Linked DNA regions of Mus musculus: all the other regions are linked to region 1. Evidence: chromatin contacts called from ENCODE Hi-C or POLR2A ChIA-PET data. All regions are on one chromosome and are shown on one strand. Each heading gives the region's core, a stretch centred on a gene start or an enhancer-like site at or near the end of the contact. The rest is flanking DNA. Distances are from core to core; before and after follow the strand shown.

Region 1 (3,159 bases), core at 309-2,808:
TACATATGTGAGTGCAGGAGGGTTTCGAAGATGTTTTTCCGTAACTCCACAGGGTGCGAATCTCACTCCACCCGGACTCATCCCGCATGACGGTGCCGCAGCGTGTGAGAGCATGAGAGAAGGAAACATCGAGTTCTCTCCGGGACGCCGTGCAGACTGTCCAAAGAACTGTAGCACCAAACAGACTCGAACGACCCGAGACAACACTTAGTTAGGCTCCTGAGGGCTGGATTGGAGGGGCGTGCTCGCCGATGGAAGGGGCCCCGCCCCGGAAGCCCTCTCCTCGGGCTAAGACCGGCTGCCCTTGTTCTTATATGGGCATCCGGAAGTGGTTCGCGGCGCCAACCTACGTCATTACATCCAAATTTAGCCAGGGAAGTCGGCCGGCTGCAGTGGCGGGAAGTCTGCCCGCTGGCAGGGGGTGTTTCTTAAAGGGCCTGCACAGCAAATGAAAGGGGTTATTTGAATTTTTCTCCCTTCTGCAACTAGAAGCAAGTTTTTCTTGGGAAGTGATGCAAAGTGGAACCGACTTCTTTTTTTCTTTTCTTTGTTACTGTGTGTGTGTGTGTGTGTGTGTGTGTGTGTGTGTGTGTGTGTGTGTGTGTGTGTGTGTGTGTGTGTGAGACATCGTATAGAAGTCTGTTCTCTTGTACGGCGTGGGACCGGTGGGACCGGGAATCGAACTGAGTTCGTTAGGCTTGGCAACAAGTGGCTCCACCCACTGTGCCATCTCGACCCAGATATCTGTCTTTCTTGGAGTAATTCCGTTCACGAGGGCATGAAGGCAGAAAACTGCTCTATTGACAAGGGAAGATCGCAGGCCCTATGGACATTGGGACTTCCATGCCACTGGGTTGCGGAAAACTGGGAGATCTTTAACGCTGAAAGTAAAGAGCAGTCGTGAGGTGGTGGATATCTGTGGTTACGGGGTACAGTGTCCGTGCCCACTTTCCACCCATGTCCAGAAAGGTGGAGATAGAAGGGCTGCAGGCTTTAGTTGATCCTTTCGCCATAGTATAATCATATAATCATTCGTTTAGTAAATATTGGTCAGGTGGCTGCCTATTTCTCACCTGGAAAACTGTATCTTCTATGGAGTGGAGGTGAGAGATCAGAGACATTGAATAAAAAGAGAAAGTTCAACACTGTAGTAACTGGCGTGTAGTAACTGCTTAATAAGTAGCAGCGTTTTTACTGTTCAAAAAATATTAATTAGCAGGCTGGTAGGCAAGATGAACGGTGCCCTCGGGGAATGTACCCCGGTCCCGGGTTTTCCCCACTGCAGTCAGATTACCGCCCACTATCCGTCTCGTTGGTGGGCCTCATCCTCTGGCCCGTTGGTGACTCTGAGAACCCAGAACCTAGTGTCTTAAGGTGCAGTGGGGAAGTTCTTCCTTGCAGTAGTTAAGTCCTTTTTCCTTCGAGGCGTAAATTTATCCCTATTGCTTTAAGGACTCGCTAGCCACTGTGGAAAGCCCGGATGAGGCCCTCTGGTTGGGCGTGGTGTTGCAGTGACGTCACTCTCAGTATATTAAAAGGCTCCGGCTTGCTGCCCTCGCCCGAACGTCTAGCAGAGTACCTGCTGCTGTAAGCTTGTCGTCTGGGCTGCACCGCCCGTCTTAACCCATTCTCGACTTAACTACTCTCGTCGAACAAGCATGGAAGTACAGAAAGAAGCGCAGCGCATCATGACTCTGTCGGTATGGAAGATGTACCACTCTCGCATGCAGCGAGGTGGCTTGCGACTCCACCGGAGTCTGCAGCTGTCCCTCGTTATGCGCAGCGCTCGAGAGGTCTACCTCTCAGCCAAGGTAGAAGCCCACCAGCCCGAGTTCCCGCCATCCCGCAGGGCTCTTGACCCTCGCCTGCACCCGCCGCGGGAAGCCGAAGTTGCAGTGGAAGTAGCGTCCCCCGAAGCCGTGCAGCCTCCGGAGCCCATGGATACGCAAGAGGAAGTGCTGCGAGTCCAGGAGACCCCTGCGCTCTGTGACCCGCCCCCCGCTAGAGTCAGCCGCAAGCGCCGGAGCAGCAGCGATTTGAGCGACGGTAGTGATGCCGGACTGGTACCAAGCAAGAAGGCCCGTCTAGAAGAGGTGGAGGGGGAGGCGACGTCGGAGGTTCCCGATCGCCTGCAGCTTCCTCCGGCACAAAGCGAAGGTGCCTTCCCTAACCTCGCCCGCGTCCTCCAAAGGCGCTTCTCCAGTCTCCTGAACTGTGGACCCGCCGTGCCCCCGCCGACGCCCCCCACGTGCGAGGCCAAGCCAGCCTGCCGCCCGGCCGACAATATGCTCAACGTGCTGGTGCGAGCTGTGGTGGCCTTCTGAGAGCTCTGGTGGCTTCTTTCGAGCGGCGCCACCGGAGCGGAGAACGCACACCCGAGGCGAAGGCCGGCGGGGGCCGTGAAGAAGAGCCGCGGCCCGAGCTGCCGAGAGGCCAGGGGAAGGACTGAGGAGCGAGGGGCGCGGGCGCCTTCTCCCAGACGTGCGTCCATAGGTGCTATTAAAGGACTGTCCCTTCCTTGGCTTGGAGAAGGGACACCTAGATCTTGAATCTCAGGGTCGAACTCTCTAGGGGCCAGGCTGCCCTTTCAAGGCCGTTTCACTACCATTCGCGTTTCGGCCCCTACAAGTGGGCACGCTTGTGCAAGCGGTCAGAGTTGCGTCATGGGACAGACGCGGGTGCTTCCTGTTGCCTTGCGTGGGTGTGGGGCCTGGGAGGAGGCCAGGGTGTGGACCCGCCCTAGGGACTGGGAAGTGACTTGAGTCACCTCGCCCCCACAGGCTGCTGTGGGTGAGCCTGAACTGAACCAATCAAATCTGCGATCAGAGTTGAAGTGGCTGGAGACCCCGGGACTGGTCAACCTAGATGATCGCCTGGCGTGGACCACCGCGGGACGGGTGGGCCGCTGGTCGTAGTTGCTGCCGTAGACACAGCTTCTTCGGGCAGGAAAGAAAATTTTTTTTTTACCAGCGTGTTTAAGAAAGTCTGTTTACTTTTCCCACGGTGGGTTGTTTAATTAGCAACTACCTGGAGTTTTACAATGTCAGCTAGGAAAATAAAGACCATCGGTGTAAAACGCGCGGCTTGTCTGGCTTGCTTCCCTGGTGGGGGAGGGGTGGGGTTAAGGGGTCAGCCGCTCCCTAAGCCTCCGGAACTGGT
Region 2 (3,159 bases), core at 416-2,915, 460 kb after region 1:
GCACTTCCTAGACACTCAAGTGGTCAGTGGGGCCTGGCAGGCTGGAAGGTCACGCACAGCTGAGGGGTTCGGTGGCCTGCGAATCTAGAGGTCAGCCTGGGGCTAGCACAAGACAGCAGCAGGCCTCTCGTCAAGACCAAGGGCTGTGGCCTCGGCGCTGCACCACGCCGGGGTCAGGCCTTCGGCCCCGTAAGTCTACCTGCTGTCGCCCGCAGCCAGATCCAGTGCTTGCCTCCCGGGACAGGCGGTCACGGCCCCCTCTCTGCTCCCCGGGCCGCGCGGGAAAGTTGTCGCCGCCCGCGCCCCGCGAGTCTCTCCCGAGTCGGACCCCAATTCCCCGCGGGGGAGGGGAGCCGGGCTGCGCGCGGGCGAGACGACGCCGGCCGCGCCCCACCCCGCCGGCCGGCCCAGATCGCCTTTAAAACCTCCGCGTCTCCTCCCCCCACGGCCGGGCAGGGGGCGGGCGCGGGGCGGGGCGGGCGCCGCCGTCATGTGCCCCCGAGGCGGCCCGCCCCACGCTCACTAGTCTGTCCCCCAACTCAGGCCCAACTTTCTCCATATCCGGAATGGGCATGGGCCTGGGTACTCTGGGGGGGGTGGGTCCTGCCAAACAGGAATCTTCACTTCTACTGCACCTTCTCCAGTCTAGGAAGTCCCTCCTTTTATCTCACCCAATCCCCTCTTGCTGCTGTGGACAAGATTTTCTGATTCTAGGCTAGGTGACCCCTGAGTCTGCGCCCCTCCTCTTTCCAGGCTTCCGGGCACCCTCCCCCAACCACCCACCGGGGACCTCTGGGAGACTCCACAGTTACGGGTATATCCCTGAGAAAGAGCCCCCTCCCCCAACTCCATCCTTCCCTTTTTCTGTGCATGTCTCTCCCTCTTCATCCTTAAGGCCTCCCCTCCACCATCAGGAACACGGTGGTATTGTTCCCCTGGACGGGGCCCTGCCTCAGGGCCTGGCCTGGTGCCCAGGTAGGGGGCCAGGAACAAAACCCAGCCAAGGAGGGGCAGGGTGCCCTCTGTGGCCACGCCAACCTCCTTGGGCATGTTGGACTGCTACTTGGCCCTCTGCAGGGCAGAACAGAGGCGGGTGGACCCCAGCCCACACTGAACACCATCTTTCTGCACAGCACGGGCTGGGCCTTCCCAGAACTGGGTGGCTATTGCTCTCGGGGCAGTTTTCTCCAACCACTCCCAACATTTCCATATACTGCCACGGAGTCCCCATCCTGTGGGCGAGAAGGGGACACCTCCCCTTTGAATAAGACTAGGGGAGAGGGGTGACCCAGCACATGCCAGGTAGAGCACTGGAGGGACCTGTGACCTCTGGTCACTTCTTCAGCTAAGGACCCAACCGACTAGTGGTTTAGTTCTGCACTCTCTCGAACTTTGGTGTGAGTGTGGGATGAAGCCGAACCAAGCCATCAGCCCAGAGGCCCAAGTCTTGGGGACTCTGCAGCTTCCTTCCCATGTGGGGCCCAACAGGCAGGCTGGCCCAGAGTGCAAGATCTGACAGGTTAGGGCAGGAGGGAAAGGAGGCCCACCCCGTTGGGGCCCCAGGGGAGGATTTGGAGTGGCACAGAATTCTCCAACTCTGGGCAAGCCCTGGAAGATGGGAGAGACGGCCTCATGGCCCCCTGAGCACTTTAAATGAGGACAAAAAAGTTAGGTTCTGAGCTTATTAGCCCAGCACTTCAGAAGCTGAGGCAGGAAAATCACAGGTTAAATGTCAACCCGTGCTGCAGAGCGTGATCCTGTCTAGAAGGTAGAAGCAGCAGGGTCAGGAGTTCAAAGCCATCCTTGGGCTATTTGGTGAGTTTGAGGCCAGCTTGGACTCTATGAGACCATGCCTCAAAATTTGAAAGAAAAAGATATATAAAGGCAGAGAATTAGAGAGAGGGAGGGAAAAAGGGAGAGAGACAGACAGAGCACACAAGTCCAAGACCTGTGTACACTCAGGCGTTTACTCAGGCTCAAGCCAACCTCCGGGGGTGCCCTCTCTGTGCCCCTCAGAGACCTCATCAACCTGCCCTCAGATGCAGAGTGCCAACACCTCATCTGTTTTCTGTAGACACTTTATTTTTCATTCCATTTTGCTTTGTTGAGACAGTCTGTGTAGCCCAGGCTCTACTGGTTAAGACTCATGAGCCTCCTGCCTCAGTTTCCCCAACACTGCGATGACAGACCTGCACCATCACACGTGGCCTGGAAACATCCATTCACCAGTGAGTGAACTGATGCTCAGGCAACAACTCGCAGACCCTGGCGACTGCCCTGACCCTCATTATCTGTCCCCTAGCACCAATAGAAGAGCCAGCAGGACCTCAGCTCACTAAACTTAGCTATTAACTTTTTGATCAGGGAAGAAAATGGGGAGGCCTAGAACAGGGTGAGACCATATTGTGTAGGCACACACACACAAAGATACATAGACACACACACACACACCACACACACACAGCTGGTTCTGTCATGCTCTGCCCCACAGGAAGTGGAACATCTTAGATCCCACCAGCACCAGGTTGGTGGAGTGGGGGAGGGCTGTGTCAAGGGACCCTGTTAGGTCTGAAGGTCGCCCCACAGGTCACCCGGGCACACACGTAGAGCGCCCCGGGCCCCATGGCAACGCAGCACAGAGACATCAAACAGGGAGGCCCCACGTCACTGCGGTTAGGGAGGCTCCTCCCCACTGGCTGGCGGCTAGCGCCTCAGGCCGTCAGGCAGCCCGCCTCCTGTCGCCGTGGCGACCGACTGTGTTGTGGACTGTCCCGGGCCCACCAGATCCCTGCCCCCTCGCTGGGGCACTGCCGCTCCCCCGCATCCGGGGAGGGCGCCCAGCTCTGTCATTCAGCTGCCGGTATGGGGCCTAGTGTAGGGCAGTATGGCCTGCAATTTGCCACTTAGAGGGGTCCCCTGGAGATGAACAGTGTTGCCAGAGTCGCTACAGGGTTGGGTTGCCATTCATGGCCCCAAGGTGGGTAGTTACCAGGGCTCTGTTGAGGTGGGTGACACAGTAGTGGCCTCAAGGATAGGTAGCTACCAGTTGGGATAGGTGACACACAGGAGTGGCCCCGGGGATGAGTAGTTACCAGGGCGCTGTTGAGGTGGGTGACACGGAGGTGACCCCAGGATGGGTAGTTACCAGAGCGCTATTGA
Region 3 (3,159 bases), core at 301-2,800, 330 kb before region 1:
ACAAGTGTCACATCCCCTAGAGCAGTTGCAGGTGGTTGAGAGCTGTTTGATGTCTGTGCGTCCTCTCTGGAGAAGCAGTAAGTTCCTCTGGAAGAACAGTATCCATTTTTAACCACCAAGCCATTCTTCCAGCCCAGTTTTGTTTCTTGAAGCAGTGTGTCATGTGGCTCAGAATGAGTTCTAACTTACTGTGTAGCCACCCAAGATAACCTTGATGTCCTGATCCTCTGGCTTGCTAAGTACTGGGACTCCATGTGTGCCACATGGTCTGGCTACCCCTGCCCATCCCCCCTCCCACCCCCCACCCAGCATACCCTGCTACTTGGGATTGAACTCAGGACCTTGTGTAGGGTGAGCAAATTCTCTTTTGCCAACTATATCCCTGGCCTTTTAAAGGTTTTGAGACGGGATGATGGATGGTTTACCACCCTCCTGTATTAACACACCACCATAGCTGGGATTACAAGCATTTGCCAGCACACCTCTTGGAAGTTAACATGTGTTGTGTGTGTGCTTTTGCCCACATCATAAGAATGGTGGCAAGTTTTTTTGTCCTATTGTGGGTGCTCAATATAAACAAAAATAGCTTGCTGATCACCAGACATCTGGCTCTCTTCCTGACAAGACTGCCTGTCCATCGCACAGGACATGTATCTAGCTTTCCCTTTGCCTTCACCTCCTTAAGTCCTCTAGTTATTCCCTAGTCATGAGTCCACCTGTCACCTTCAACCTCCAGCTGGGGCTTGAGTCCTCTGAGATGCCCTGGAGCCATTCGTTGTTGAACCAGGAAGGGTCTCTAGGGGCAGAAAGATGGGATGAGCAGGCTGGGGAGCCCTTCAGGATCCTCCCACTCAGCCGCCACACTCACATCTGATTCAGCACATGGGCTATGGCGAGTCCGCTGCTCAGGTCCTGGGGACTGGCACAGGGGGGTGAAACTTGGAACGTCTGCAACTAAAGGGGGAAGACGGAAGGGCAACAGGAAAATTGAGGACCTGGAATTGCAGACTTTTTCCCCAGCCATCAGACATTTCACGGGGTTAGAAAGGCATTAGCCTGTAGCACCAACATATCACATCTTCGGGGGCGTGACTTCTACACGCCTAGGCAAGGACGGGGCGTGGCTTCATTTTACCTATCCTGGCAAACCCTGCAAACCTAGGTCAGGGCGTTACCACCAGTCACCTGGTCCCCACTGCTAACATGTGACCAGGCCTGTGCCCTCCAGAGGGGCGTGGCCTCACCTGGTCTTTTCGCTCAGGCCTGCCCACGTGACAGACGCAGGTGGTCAGGTCAGAGTCCAACGGCCCAGCAAGCCTACGATCTATTCCTCCTTCCAGGTCCAAAACCGAGGAAAGAAGACCAAGACAGGACGAGAGGAGAGGGCGCACACCTGACCCAGCCCCGCCCCCCGACCTACCCAGGTGAGCAGAGACCCGCATAGCTCGGCCTTGTCCACACTCATGGCTCCGGATCGAATTCGATCCGGGCCAAGGAGCCCCGGCACGCAGCAGCAGCCTCCGGGTCCGCCACCAGCGAGCGCCCGAAGCCCAGACCTCCCGCTCGGCCTAGAGCGCCGCCCCGCTCCACCCCGCCCCCTAGCCATAGGCTCCGCCCCAGACACGTGATCTCCCATTGCAAACACTTGCCTCGCCATCTTAGATGCGGGACATAGGCAAGTGCACATTCTGCCGCTAGGTGTCAGTCTGGCTCAGTCCTGCTGCTGGTGACCTCCACTCCTCGCGGCTTCTCTTTATGTAGTGGAGTGGTCCTCAAGATCCTTTTAAGGCGGATCTACCGCACCCAGTTTCACAGGCACTTTAATGGTTCCCCCCCAAAGCTGAAAGAAATCCTCCGGTTTAGCCGCGTTATGATCTGAGCCTTTCTTAATGTGGGCGCAGAGAATAATTATAAATCCTGTAGTCGTGGAGTGAGAGGATCTTAAAAGCGTCTTCCCCAGAGAAGTGATTCTGGCTGGAGTCCTTCTGAAAACTCGGGTATGGTTGGGAGCAGGAAGGGTCAAGTATGTCCTGAGTAAAGGACATAGCACTTGCCCAGCCCGGGGTCTCTTTCCTGCGAGCTACTCTGCTCCTTCCCGGCCCCGGGTGCTTTGAGCACCTTCCTGCCCTAAAAAACACTCGACCTGGCCAAAGCTGCGGGTGATCTGAAGCCCACCAGGGGGCGCGCAGAACGTAGGAACGCATCCTTCTGGGAAAAGGGTGCGTCCACCGGTTGAGCCGGTTTAGGGGAGCGCAGAGAGCTTAGAATTTTTTGACAATAAAGTCTCAAGACATCATTTGTGGAGTGCTTACTGTTTTCAGACTTTACAATAAGCTATATATCTACAGACAATTGAATGTTTTCCACGACCCTAGGAGACAAGGGCTACTTTAATTCCCAGGTTTTGTTTCTTAATTTTAGAAACTGTATTATTTAATTTTTTTATTTAATTTTTTTTTAATCCGCCGCTTTGCAAATGAGTAAACAGCGGCTACAAAGTACACGGGCTTTGACGCCAGGGGTAAAGCCCAGACCACGCCCTTTGACCCCTGGGTCCACTAGTAGCCCCTCCCCTCTCTGGCGGGTGGGGTAATGTGCTGTAATTAGAGGCTATTAAATGTGCCCAGAGGGAGGAGTGGAGCCGGCTCTGCTTTGGGGCGGGTTCAGTTCGGAGGGGGATAATGTTCTGCTTCCATCCAGGCAATGAGCCGGGATCCAGTCCAGCGACCCTGTCCTGGTTGGGTGAGCCCAGCGACATCAGCCACCCGCCCTCTATCTTACTAGAGTTGTTAATCTACTACAGACACTCGGTTGCAACCCACTCAAACTCTCAGCTGCACACACCAGAGAGCCTTGGAGGCTGATTCACACTTCCACAGACCCTCACGCCTTGTTTTCCTGATTCCAGTCCCTGAGACCCTGTGGAAAGGTATAGAAGGGAGTGTGCTTCCAGACTGGACTGGGCATGGGGCCTGCCAACTGGCTCCCCCATCCCACATCCACCAGAGTTGATGCCCCACAGTGGAAACAAAGCTGTGCTGTCCTACACACAAACACACTGTTACCAGGAACCATGATTGTTAAAAGAATGTGTGACATTCTGGGACACAAAAATTTAGGGTGAAGGTTGCATTGCAGGGATTTTGAAGTTTAGGAGAA

What was found. Hi-C counts contacts between places; a loop is a spot of excess contacts on that map. ChIA-PET counts read pairs that join two places held with the same protein, here RNA polymerase II (POLR2A).
Region 2: a map of heart shows a loop between it and region 1 (5-fold over the local background). The contact joins the enhancer-like site here to the promoter of Ier2 in region 1. A Hi-C loop is called at or near these places in 4 of 37 maps with a recorded cell type or tissue (heart and regulatory T cell). POLR2A ChIA-PET finds 5 or more read pairs at or near these places in 1 of 5 experiments (Patski).
Region 3: a loop to region 1 is called in a map of heart, with 8 times the contacts of the local background. The contact joins the promoter of Hook2 here to the promoter of Ier2 in region 1. A Hi-C loop is called at or near these places in 9 of 37 maps with a recorded cell type or tissue (Patski, T-helper 17 cell, T-helper 2 cell and 3 more). POLR2A ChIA-PET finds 5 or more read pairs at or near these places in 2 of 5 experiments (Patski and embryonic stem cell).

Annotation. Positions count from the first base shown.
Region 1 is chr8:84,661,251-84,664,409 of GRCm38, reverse strand. Ier2 (immediate early response 2) reads left to right here and starts at 1,558. Exons shown (of 1, transcript NM_010499.4): 1 at 1,558-3,079. The coding sequence starts at 1,659. The coding sequence ends at 2,324.
Region 2 is chr8:84,198,102-84,201,260 of GRCm38, reverse strand. No RefSeq gene overlaps it. Among named protein-coding and RNA genes, the nearest start is that of Mir23a, 8.8 kb to the left of the region's middle. Within about 2 kb of position 1,665, at least 1 of the 3 ENCODE cell types and tissues checked has a DNase peak (open chromatin) inside an H3K27ac peak, as active enhancers do; it is heart, where a contact is called at or near this core.
Region 3 is chr8:84,989,014-84,992,172 of GRCm38, reverse strand. Hook2 (hook microtubule tethering protein 2) reads right to left here and starts at 1,550. Exons shown (of 21, transcript NM_001372357.1): 1 at 1,421-1,550; 2 at 869-954; 3 at 724-796. The coding sequence starts at 1,465.